4 separate regions of the Homo sapiens genome follow, and all the other regions are linked to region 1. Evidence: chromatin contacts called from ENCODE Hi-C or POLR2A ChIA-PET data. All regions are on one chromosome and are shown on one strand. The core of a region is the stretch at or near the end of the contact, and the rest is flanking DNA. Distances in the headings are between cores, read along the strand shown. Region 1 overlaps IPCEF1 (interaction protein for cytohesin exchange factors 1). Region 2 has its middle 79 kb from the start of SCAF8. Region 3 overlaps CNKSR3 (CNKSR family member 3). Region 4 has its middle 110 kb from the start of CNKSR3.

Region 1 (2,700 bases), core at 1-2,500:
AGGCACACTTCCCTTTTGGGCTAAAGGTTAAAAAAAAAAAATTCAAATACAATGAAGAATCCATTATTTTCAATGTTTTCTATGTGGTTCTGGGGTCATGTGGGAAAGAACTGAGATGTGCTGAAGAGGCAAGGGAATTGCTTCCTGCCCCACGACACAGAGAAACGTGTGTCTGCTCAATGCCTCATTCAAGGAGACGAGTGGCTTTCTGTGAGGAGAGAAATTATCCCCCTTCCACAGTCCATTTCATACAGGCTGCAAACATTTAGTTTCAGGGACTTTTATTTTCAATTATGTATTACAAAACCCTGGGCAGGGCAGTCATCTCCCAGTTCTAGGATTCAATTTCTCCTGTGAGGTATACAAAAGAAATTGGAAGAGAAATAAATTGGAAAACCACAATTGGATATCATATTCTTGTTAGACTGAAGAAGAAATGCCCCCTAAAACTATGTGGATATGGCAGCTTTTCTGTACTTAACATTACTCATTAAATCATGTATGTGGCTATATCAAAATACTGTCTTTCGGCCAGGTGTGGTGGCTCACACCTGTAATCCCAGCACTCTGGGAGGCAGAGGCAGGCAGATCACCTGAGGTCAGGAGTTTGAAACCAGCCTGGGCAACATGGTAAACCCCGGTCTCTACTAAAAATATAAAAATTAGCCGGGCGTAGTCCCAGCTACTCGGGAGGCTGAGGCAGGAGAATCACTTCAACCAGGGAGGCAGAGGTTGCAGTGAGCTAAAATCGTGCCACTGCACTCCAGCCTGGGCAACAGAGCAAGACTCTGTCTAAAAAAAGAAAAAAAAAAGTATTTCTTACTAAGAGATAATGTACCTATGAATTTAAACATGTCTTAAATTTGAATAGCACTTCTTTTCAAAAGACTTAAAAATATTTTTTCTTTGAATCTGTTTCATCTCTGTGACATTGTTTGTGACTGGAGTGCTACCTGAGTAAATTATCATGATTACATGAAAAGCAATTAAGAGAAGAAGGTCAAAGGACCAACCTCTAATCACTAAGTTTGGTCTCTAACATTTGACAGCACATGCCTCAAAAAGCAAACAAAATAAACACTCTCCATTTCTTTAAATATATGTTTTTCATCCAAGGATCACACAGCACCTCCCAAGTAGTCTAATGTACAGAAAGAAAAGAAAGGAAACACAGCATGATTAGGTGAAACCCCAATCCATAGACAGCCCGCCAGCAGGTTGAGGCAGGACCACTAGGAGGAGACTGTGCTCAAGCACAGAGAGGGCCCTTTAGGTTTCAAATGGAGAATTTAGCCAAACAGCCACCAGGGCCAGCCGTATGCTAAGCCCAGTGCAATGAAACACACGCTCCCAGTCAAACTTCTTGGTTTCCTAGTGGGCTATGTGCCAACAGCAACTTCACAAGGTAACAGGTGAAGCGAGGTGGGGGGCGGAGAGGAGGAAATGGGCAGAGAGCCGCTGGGAGTCCTGAGACTCAAGTTCCTGCTTCATCACTGGGGGCTCCGGGCCAGGCACTTCACTGTAATAATCCACAATCATCTCAGAGCATGGGGCAGCGGGAGGGGGCTGAAAACACACCAATTTGCAAACTACAAAGTGCTGTGTAAATGTAAGGCATGGGTTTCACATTGAAATCTGACTCCAAACACAATCTCTTTCTTACGCTTCCTGGAGTCTTTGTAATCCTATACTTTAGGAGTCTTTCTAGGCCTTTGATCCTATTCTGAGATTTGAGCTGTTGTGGCAAAACTAAGAATTCTTTAAAGCAAAAGACGCCCTTGCAATGCAGGGCTCAGAGTGTCTATTTGCAATATATCAACCAGTGAAGGCATCACATCAGGCTCCGTTCTGGATCTACAGGCTAACAACAGAGGGAAAAGGTCCTCTTCACAACCCCAAAGAGGAGTCCTCTCCAAATCCTAATCTTTAGCAGGTGCCACAGATTTGGATCTACGTGTGCTGAGAGATTCTCCACTTCCTTCCTGAGCAGCCATGGTTTTCTCTCTCATTCCACAGCTCACAGACACTGCAGGACTGGGTATAGGAATTGGCCCTTGGACCCCAGGAAACTACCCCAAATGCATTTCAGAGATGACCCGGTCTCAAGAAATATACTGAAAGTAATCCAGTTTTCCCAATATTCTTTGGACCAGAAAAGTGGCTTGAGGCCAAGAGAGAGAAGCCCATGTCTTCCTACATTAAGTGTCACGGAAAGTGTCACCCACTCTCCCTCTCACTCCTGTCTATCCCCCCACCCACGTCTTAGTGGCCACAGCCTAGGCTGAGAACTCACAGAAGCAGCCCTACTTTCTAGCACAACCTGGTCAAAAGCAAAATAATTTACAGGGGGAAAAACACGAATGAGCAGGCAATGGGGCTCCAGAAAGCCAGGTGCAAAATTGTGAAGTTCAGTTTCCCTTTCACTTTGGGAAGCTCTGCAAAGTAAGCTTTAACTAGCAAAGCAAAAACTTCTAGGCTAATGTTCTTGACTTTGAAAAATAAATTTAAGCCTTGGCTAAGTAATCCCAGGGATCTTTTTTGCCTTAAGTTTCAATGGTACTAAAGGAGTTTACAGTTGAAAGGCTGGGGAAATATGTCTTCACGAAAAGCCAAAGGAAAGCATTCAAAGCTATTCACAAACCCTGCTCAAAAGTGTCTGGAGCTCTTCAATTTAAGAAAAACTGGAAGTCTACAGGCTGG
Region 2 (2,700 bases), core at 121-2,620, 500 kb after region 1:
CGCTGGTCTACAGTTTCTGCTTTTTATTTTCTCTTTTTAATTTTCCTCATCTCTATTTAGAGAATCAGAAACTAGTCGATACAACTTATAGGAGATGTCAGGTCAAGGCAAAATTGTAAGCTTCATTCTCTCTCCTCCAGACATCTCTCTCTTCCTCTGGGTGCCTTTTTTTTTTTTTTTTTTTCTGTGACAGGGTCTCTGTCGTGCAGGCTGAAGTGCAATGGCACAGTCATAAATCACTACAGCCATGATCTCACATGGCCAAGCAATCCTCCCACCTCAGCCTCCAGAGTAGCTGAGACTACAAGCAGGTGCCCCTGCACCTGGCTTTTTTTTTTTAAAGAGATGGAGTCTCACTGTGTTGTCCAGGCTGACCTCAAACTTCTGCTGGGCTCAAGCAATCCCCTTGCCTTGGCCTCCTGAACTTCTGGTATTACAAGCATGAGTGAGCCACCATGTCCAGCCCCTTCCTTTTCTTTGATTCTAATTGAGGTGCCTGAAGTCAACTGACATTTGTTATTTTCTCTACAGTCCTTTATATCTTTACACCTCAGGATGTGGCTTTCTGTATTTATCAACTTGCCAGTCAACTGGCCTGATAAAATCATGTATGCTAATAAAGGCCTGACCTGTCACCTGTGGGGCCTTCTGCCTCCACCTATATCACTAATCAAGAATCAAATGGTTCTGGTTTGGGAACAGATAAGGAGGAAGAACAGTACTTTGGGAAAGGGGAGCCTGAATCACATTCTGCAAACTGCTACCTTCACAGTCCAGAAGCAGGTGACTGTAGCAATAGCCAAAAGCCCTGGCCAGGCCAGCACAACACAGGAGCTGGAAGCATGGCCCAGCCCTGGGAACCAGAGCAGGGGGCAGAAGAATAGCCCCAGCAACTCTGAACACAGAAAAGAAAAACACTGCTTCTCATTTCTTTCTCTCGGAGCTAGAAAATGCATGTTTGGTGTCTGCTTGCCAAAAGAAGCTTTTGGAATTTATGTTGCTAGTCTCGAGTTTTGAAGTCTCAAAGGATGTGACAGGAATGTTACATGGATTGAGTGCATGTGTGTGTTTGATTTTAAGATGATAACTGTGGGCTCGTTAAGACTTTCTGGTTTTGTGATGTGTAATCCTATTGTCATTTTTGTTTGGTTTTGATTTTTAATAGGTTTTGATTTTTAATTGGTAATGATTTTTAGTAGATTTTTAATTGGTTTTGATTTAAAAGTGGAGGAGAGCCTGGGTAGGAGGGAGATTCAGGGAAAGGAAATCAAAACAATCCTGGAAACTCCCCTAATGTTCAAGGATCTCAAAGCACATGACCACGGAGGGTTGGTAGGTGAGGAATGAAGGGAGATTTTCCTGTGAATCATGTATTTCCTTGTTATCACAACAACCCTTCCTGTCAGCGGCAACAGTACGTTCAGGGTGGAGTTGAAGAACCATGTCCCGTACATGAGAGAAGCCAGCTTAGTCATGAAAGAACAGTTCCAACTGTTTAGTACAGCAAAGAACATTCTGGAAGAAAATAGAATATAGCATGTCCAGAGTTGGCCAAAAGATCTTTGAAGAAGTTTTAAAATTTGATATTCAAATAATTCCTGCTTTTTGTAAAAACAAAGCCTACTTATTAATCTCTTGTAGAGCTATATTACACAAATGCCAGTATATTAAGTACAAAAGCAGGTGTAAACCAAATACAAAGCATCTCTGCTGCCCTGAAAGAATTTAGACTTTTTCATGGGTTGTGTGGGAGCTGATGGAGAACTGAGGTTTGATGACTTGAGCAGACCCCATTGAAACTCACTGCACCTAACTTCCTCTCTGCAGCCCCCACTGAATGAGGGTCTATGAAAAGCTATGCCCCTCAGCCTGTCCACTCAACTTGCTGGTCCTCCAGTTTGCTTCCTTAACAGAGTAGGATGTGATAGTTCAGCCATCGCTACACACAGCCAGCCTTAAATGCATTTGCCTGCCTTGATGACAAAATGATGCTGGGAGGTCTTCTTTGTCCAAAAATGTTGGTCCTTGACCTGTTCCGGGTTTGAGGCACTACAATTAGAGAATTCTTCCTGCATATGCAGCGTGATGAAGCAGAAAAAGCTTGGACTCAGATGTCAGCAGACTTGAGTTCAAATCTCAGCTCTTCCACTGACCATGTCACTTCATTTGCAAACCTCTGCCTCCATATCAGTTAAAAGGGGACACATGGCTGGGCGCGGTGGCTCACACCTGTAATCCCAGCACATTGAGAGGCTGAGACAGACGGATCTCTTGAGCTCAGGAGTTTGAGACCAGCCCGGCCAACATGGCGAAACCCCATCTCTGCTAAAAATACAAAAGTTAGCTGGGCGTGGTGAAAGGTGCCATAATCCCAGATACTCAGGAGACTGAGGCACGAGAATCACTTGAACCCAGGAGATGGAGGTTGCAGTGAGCCAAGATGGAACCACTGCACTCCAGCCTGGGTGACAGAGTGAGACTCTGTCTAAAGAAAAAGGGCCAGGCGTGGTGGCTCACACCCGTAATCCCAGCACTTTGGGAGGCCGAGGCAGGCAGATCACGGGGTCAGGAGATCGAGAACATCCTGGCTAACATAGTGAAACCCCGTCTCTACTAAAAATTAAAAAAAAAATCAGCCAGGTGTGGTGGCACGCGCCTGTAGTCCCAGCTACTCGGGAGGGTGAGACAGGAGAATCACCT
Region 3 (2,700 bases), core at 18-2,517, 300 kb after region 1:
CAAAAATTTGCTCCAACAGGATTTTGGTAGACTATGCTCTTCCACGAGGAGAATCATCACAGACTCACACAAATTCAATTTAATTCAACAAACTTTAGGAAGCAACTACTATATGTAAGATACTCTCTACTGGAAATCGACCTCCATTACAAAGGAGACGGGGTTCAGGGGTAGGTCAGCTTATTATTATCTGAACCAGAGGGACGGAAACAGGATTTGGGGGGTACATTTACACCTGACCACAATATTCTCAGAATTCCCAATACTTTGAAAAACATTAAATGGTAAAGACCTGACATCAAAGCTCCTTAGCCTTCCCGACTTACTGACACCACTGGCCAGTATATTATAACTTCCCCCAAACATGACATGTTGCTAAGAACAAAAAGACAGCTTTCAAACAGAAGCGTGACATGTTTTGGCTTCTATGTGAGCGTAGTATGATTAATGGAGGGAGCAAGGCTGATGTCAGGGCATGCCAAAAGCCAGAAAGGTGGTCTACTGGTAGGCCTCCGAGTGCCCTTTCGTGAGATGAGTCACCCAGTTACATCACTTGGAAATGCCTTTCTTCTGTCGCTCGTTTTGTTGATGTCTGTAGGCCTTAATTTTCAGGACTAGTTGATAAAGAGTTGATTTAAATATAGCAATTTGAGGTTGTTCAATAATACTATGTTTGAAACCCAGCAGTGGGCCAGATGCAGGGGCTCACACCTGTAATTCCAGCACTTTGGGAGGCCAAGGTGGGTGGATCACCTGAGGTCAGGAGTTCGAGAACAGCCTGGCCAACATAGTGAAACCCTGTCTCTACTAAAAATGCAAACAGCCGGGCGTGGTGGCCTGTAATCCCAGCTACAGGCGTTCTCTGCATTCTGTTCTGTCATTTGTCTCTGCAGAGTATCCCTTCACCATGTCCCCTTCTGCTCGTGGTCACTGTCACAGCTGAACTTATGTCTTGCCCGGATTTCTGCAATAACCTAGAAAGTGGTGGCCATGCTCACTCCCTTCTTCCTCTTAATTCATCCTCTATCATTCCATCTGAGCAAAACCATCCTGTCCTTTACAGATCCCAGTCCATTAGCTCAACACAGCATCTCAAGTCCTTTGGGACCCGTCCTCTTCCAAACCTCCCTGCAGTCCCATCATCCTGTAACTCACCCTACTGGTGAGGACACAGTAAGCACCTGTTCTGCTGAGTTTCTCCAAAAGTAACAAAAATGTCACGCACAGGTTGGCAAAAACAGCACCCAGGCCAAATCCTGCCAGCTGCCTGTTTCTGCAAACAAAGTCTGAATGGAACACGGCCATGACTCCTTGGTTTACAGATTGCCTCTGGCTGCTTTTGTACTACAATGGCAGAGTTGAATAGCTGTGATAGAGACGTATGGCTCTCCCACAGAGCCTAAAATATTTACTACCTGGCCCAGGTTTACAGGCCCTTGGTATAACTGACAGCAGCGATGAGTACAGAGTGATGATGACCTCTGCCGACCAGAAAAATAGACTCCACCAGTCTAGTCTGGAATTAAGGGAATGTGAGTTTTTCTTTTTTTGTTGTATTTTTTAAGGAATCATTTCATACAGTTACACTGAATTTAAAACCATAGAAAATGCTCCCCCCTCCCCTAATGAAAGACCTGAATGTTTTAGGAGGTTCCTTACAACTTTTGAGCCACTTTATTATTTTCTTTTTGTCAGTTCTCTTGAGGCATAATTTATAGACATTAAAAGTCACCAATTTCCAGGGTACAACTCAGTGAGCTTGGACAAACAGGCAGTCATTCAACCACACTACAATCATGATAGAAACATTCCTATCACCCCCAAAAAAAGTTCCCTCGGGCCCCTTTGCTGCCTACTCCCTCCCTACAGCCCCGTCCCCAGCTGCCACTAATCTGATTTCTACCTAAATGAGCCCAATTTCTCCTCCTGGCTGTACTCCCTGTCCTGCCCCAGTAACACTGGCTAACTCACTTAGTTCTGGTTCTCAGGCTTCCCATCAGTGGATTAGCAGGCTTCCATTAGAACTGACACCCACGCACACTACTAATTGCAGCTCTGATTTTATCAGTCATCCTTCGAGGTTTGTGGTTAAATTTAATTTGAAGAACGGGGACCATGATGAAACATAATGTCTGAAAACTGGATTGGAAAGCTGCCGTGCTTCTTTCAGGTCTAAAGATCCATAGTTCCAACATATGTTTGAGCTACTCAGAAGTTACCTTTACTTACAAGAGCAGAGAATGAAAAAGGAAATAAGCTGCCCAGAAACTTAAGTCCTAAATATCCTCAAAGCTACAAAAGAAAGAAAAAGAAAGAAAGAAGAAAAAAAGAAAGAGAAAGAAGAAAAAGAAAGAGAGAAAGAAAGAAAGAGAAGAAAAAGAGAGAGAAAGAAAGAAAGAAAGAAAGGAAAGAAAGAAAGACTAGCAAATGAATGAACTTGGTCTTGAAAAAAACCATATAAAGACGATGCATGTAAGTCGGGTTTTGACCCTGATCAGAGCTGTGAGCTGGAACTGCTGCTCCCTTGGAAGCAGGGGCCCTGTGAAATCCAAACACATAATAAAGATCCAACCACCAAGAACCCTGGGAAGCCCAACTTACAACCAGCAAAGTTCTTTCACTTTGTTTCTGAAATGGAATGACTGATTTTGAGGATAAGGGACACCCCACTGGCCATTTTTTGGGGTACCAAGCTGAAAG
Region 4 (2,700 bases), core at 12-2,511, 460 kb after region 1:
GTGGGGCCAGTGAAGTGCCAGGAGGTTGGACAAGCTATCAGAACCTCAAAACGACGTGCTGCGTGGACAAGGGCACGTGTCTCACACTCACTGGCCTAGAGTGGGGTGGCCATATCTGCATGGTCCCCTTTCAGTTCTAAACAGTTCCTTGACTCAGGGATTCAGGGTAGTGTCTACTAAAGTAAAACACCAGCTTGTTTTCAAGAAGGGAAATGTTGATGCTGCCTCTGCATAGAGTCATAGGGAAGAACAACAGATAGCCTGCCAAAGATATGGTCCAAAACATAAAAATAAAACATGTCAGCTCACTGCCAAAGTGACTTCAAAATAGTCAGGATCTTAAGTAGTTCAAAACCCTAAAGACTGATCTTGTGGTCAAGGGCATCAACCTCACAGTGCCGCTGTTTCAGTCCTCTTCCCCTGACCGAGGGCCACGTTTCCTCTTGACCAGATGTGATATCCTATGACCCTTACCTCTGTGTCCCTACGCATGGAATTTTATTTTTAATCATTTGAAAGCAGAGTAAGCACAAAGCCTGCTCACTGAACCCTGGGTCAGACCATGTCATATATCTACTTTAAAAAAAAAAAAGTACTCTCTTTTATTAAAAAATAGAAAAGGAAGCCCTAAGAATGTTGTATGTTTTCTGTGTTTATATTCACATTGTGAAATGGGTAAAATAATACTAAACCCTTAATGGTGGTAACCTCAGGAGGGTGTGTAGAGATGAAATGATTGTCTTTCTTTACCTCTTAGAACTCTGAATGATACCAATGAGCATGCAGTTGTTCTGGTATTTTATCAAATAAATCAAATCATTACTTTTTAAAAAGAAAAAAAAATTTTCCTTTCAGTTGCTAATAAAACAGATATTGGTTGCTGGGAATTTTTTTTTTATCTTCAACTAGACTCCACTTCCCCCAGAAAGGTACCAAAAGCAGTTTAGGAGAAGATGGACAACTTGATCTCAGGTTTACTAAATTAGCAATAAACTTCAACTTCTCAAAAGTCTATGGTAAGAGTATTCAAGTCCCCTTTGCTTCTTGATTTTTAAACACAGTTATGTGCAGATTCACTTTTCCCAATCAATAAACAACGTCTCTTTATTACCTAAACTGGATAATTCCAGAAGTCAACAGGCAGCCAAATGGCAGTTTCTCATTTCTTTGAGATCACTGCTGATTGCTCCCTCTCCGGCTTCCTTGGAGCCTGTTGTGGACACTGTTGGCGTCTTGCCCAGTTCCTTCACCAGGCAGTGCCTCCACCCCACTGCTGTGGTGAGTGGCGGCTGCTGGTGGCTCACAGCTGCCTCCTTCTCGGAAGAACCGTGCTCAGCTCCTGGGAGGTTGCTGCCTCCAGGAGGTGATGTGCCTCCGGCAAGGCCCTGGCGGAGCTGCAGAGCACAACCCCCCTGCTGGATGGGGGCCACGTATGGGGCGCCCCGCACGTTGCAGAGCCACCCTTGGGCTTCCGCAAAAGCCGCGTCTTTGCTTCTTCTCTTGCTGTTTCCTCACTTCGGTAGAGGCTTCTCTCTCAATAAATCACTTACATGAGATAAGTAAATCACTCTCTTCAGGCCTAAAACAGCTGGGCTTTTGGTTACCCTAATGAGGAGCATTTTCATATAAAGTTATAGTTGATTAAAACTTAAATTCTTTAAAACTTAAAAATTAATATGGAAAAAAAATAGCTCACTATCCATCCCACCTTAGCCTCCAGTTCACGTGTGAGGAAATCTAAAATGTTCTTCAGATTCACAGCAACATCCAAGCTCCAAAGGCAGAGAAATAAGGATAAAATGCAATTATTATGCCTGGCCTACATAGTGGGTATTTAATAAACATTTCACAACTAAAAAAATTTTTGCCAAAATTTACTTGATTGGAAATAATGCCCAATTCAAGAATCAAAATGGCTGATTGTTGAATGTTTAAAAATGTTTTTGTGACTTTTACATAATTTTTTTGGAACCCAGAATACCCACTTAACATGTAGGAGTAACATATAGGTTTACGGAATAGGAAGAAAGGAGCTTGGGCCACAGTCCAGTCTTCAACTAGCCACCGTCAATTCCAACACAACTCCATCTCCATAATCCTGTACTGTGGCCCACAGGAAAGAGTGGAGCCTTACTGGGTACCAAAAGAATACTTTGCCTCTCTGAATGCACCTGGAGGGCAAGATTAACATTTGTATAAAATAATAATGACAGACGGGTGTGGTGGCTCATGCCTGTAATCCCAGCACTTTGGGAGGCCGAAGCGAGCGGATCACCTGAGGTCAGGAGTTCAAGACCAGCCTGGCCAACATGGCAAAACCCCATCTCTACTAAAATTACAAAATTTTAGAATACAAAAAATTACAAAATTTTAAAATACAAAAATTAGCCGGGCGTGGTGGTACATGTCTGTATTCTCAGCTACTCAGGAAGCTGAGGCAGGAGAATCACTTGAACCCAAGAGGCAGAGGTTGCAGTGAGCTGAGATCATGCCACTGCACTCCAGCTTGGGGGACAGAGTGAGACTTTGTCTCGAGAAAAAAAAAAAAGAAAGAAAGAAATAATAATGACAATACTACACAAAAATATATTGACATTTTAATTGACCTTTTGGGAGTCTAGTTGATAGATCAATAGATTAATAAAGTAAAATGAGAAATAAAGGGAAAATATTGGCATGTTGTTCGATTATTCAAATAGA

What was found. A loop is a pair of places that touch in the nucleus more often than their neighbours do. ChIA-PET counts read pairs that join two places held with the same protein, here RNA polymerase II (POLR2A). Pooled maps may share reads with other maps.
Region 2: a map of endothelial cell of hepatic sinusoid shows a loop between it and region 1 (4-fold over the local background). The contact joins two enhancer-like sites. A Hi-C loop is called at or near these places in 4 of 168 maps with a recorded cell type or tissue (A673, chondrocyte, endothelial cell of hepatic sinusoid and 1 more), 3 of 37 single-sample maps with no recorded cell type and 5 of 50 pooled maps. POLR2A ChIA-PET finds 5 or more read pairs at or near these places in 2 of 52 experiments (OCI-LY7 and naive thymus-derived CD4-positive, alpha-beta T cell).
Region 3: a loop to region 1 is called in a map of PC-3, with 17 times the contacts of the local background. The contact joins two enhancer-like sites. A Hi-C loop is called at or near these places in 4 of 168 maps with a recorded cell type or tissue (PC-3, heart left ventricle, mammary epithelial cell and 1 more), 2 of 37 single-sample maps with no recorded cell type and 9 of 50 pooled maps.
Region 4: a loop to region 1 is called in a map of PC-9, with 5 times the contacts of the local background. The contact joins two enhancer-like sites. A Hi-C loop is called at or near these places in 3 of 168 maps with a recorded cell type or tissue (GM12878, PC-9 and psoas muscle), 25 of 37 single-sample maps with no recorded cell type and 22 of 50 pooled maps.

The regions. Positions count from the first base shown.
Region 1 is chr6:154,154,986-154,157,685 of GRCh38, forward strand. IPCEF1 (interaction protein for cytohesin exchange factors 1) reads right to left here. Exons shown (of 12, transcript NM_001130700.2): 12 at 1-2,700. It also overlaps a transcript of OPRM1 not described here. Among named protein-coding and RNA genes, the nearest start is that of OPRM1, 120 kb to the left of the region's middle. Within about 2 kb of position 1,251, at least 11 of the 41 ENCODE cell types and tissues checked have a DNase peak (open chromatin) inside an H3K27ac peak, as active enhancers do.
Region 2 is chr6:154,652,666-154,655,365 of GRCh38, forward strand. No RefSeq gene overlaps it. Among named protein-coding and RNA genes, the nearest start is that of SCAF8, 79 kb to the right of the region's middle. Within about 2 kb of position 1,371, at least 5 of the 41 ENCODE cell types and tissues checked have a DNase peak (open chromatin) inside an H3K27ac peak, as active enhancers do.
Region 3 is chr6:154,456,749-154,459,448 of GRCh38, forward strand. The region is part of intron 1 of CNKSR3 (CNKSR family member 3); the gene reads right to left. Among named protein-coding and RNA genes, the nearest start is that of CNKSR3, 53 kb to the right of the region's middle. Within about 2 kb of position 1,268, at least 2 of the 41 ENCODE cell types and tissues checked have a DNase peak (open chromatin) inside an H3K27ac peak, as active enhancers do.
Region 4 is chr6:154,614,475-154,617,174 of GRCh38, forward strand. No RefSeq gene overlaps it. Among named protein-coding and RNA genes, the nearest start is that of CNKSR3, 110 kb to the left of the region's middle. RefSeq lists an enhancer at 888-1,394. Within about 2 kb of position 1,262, at least 9 of the 41 ENCODE cell types and tissues checked have a DNase peak (open chromatin) inside an H3K27ac peak, as active enhancers do.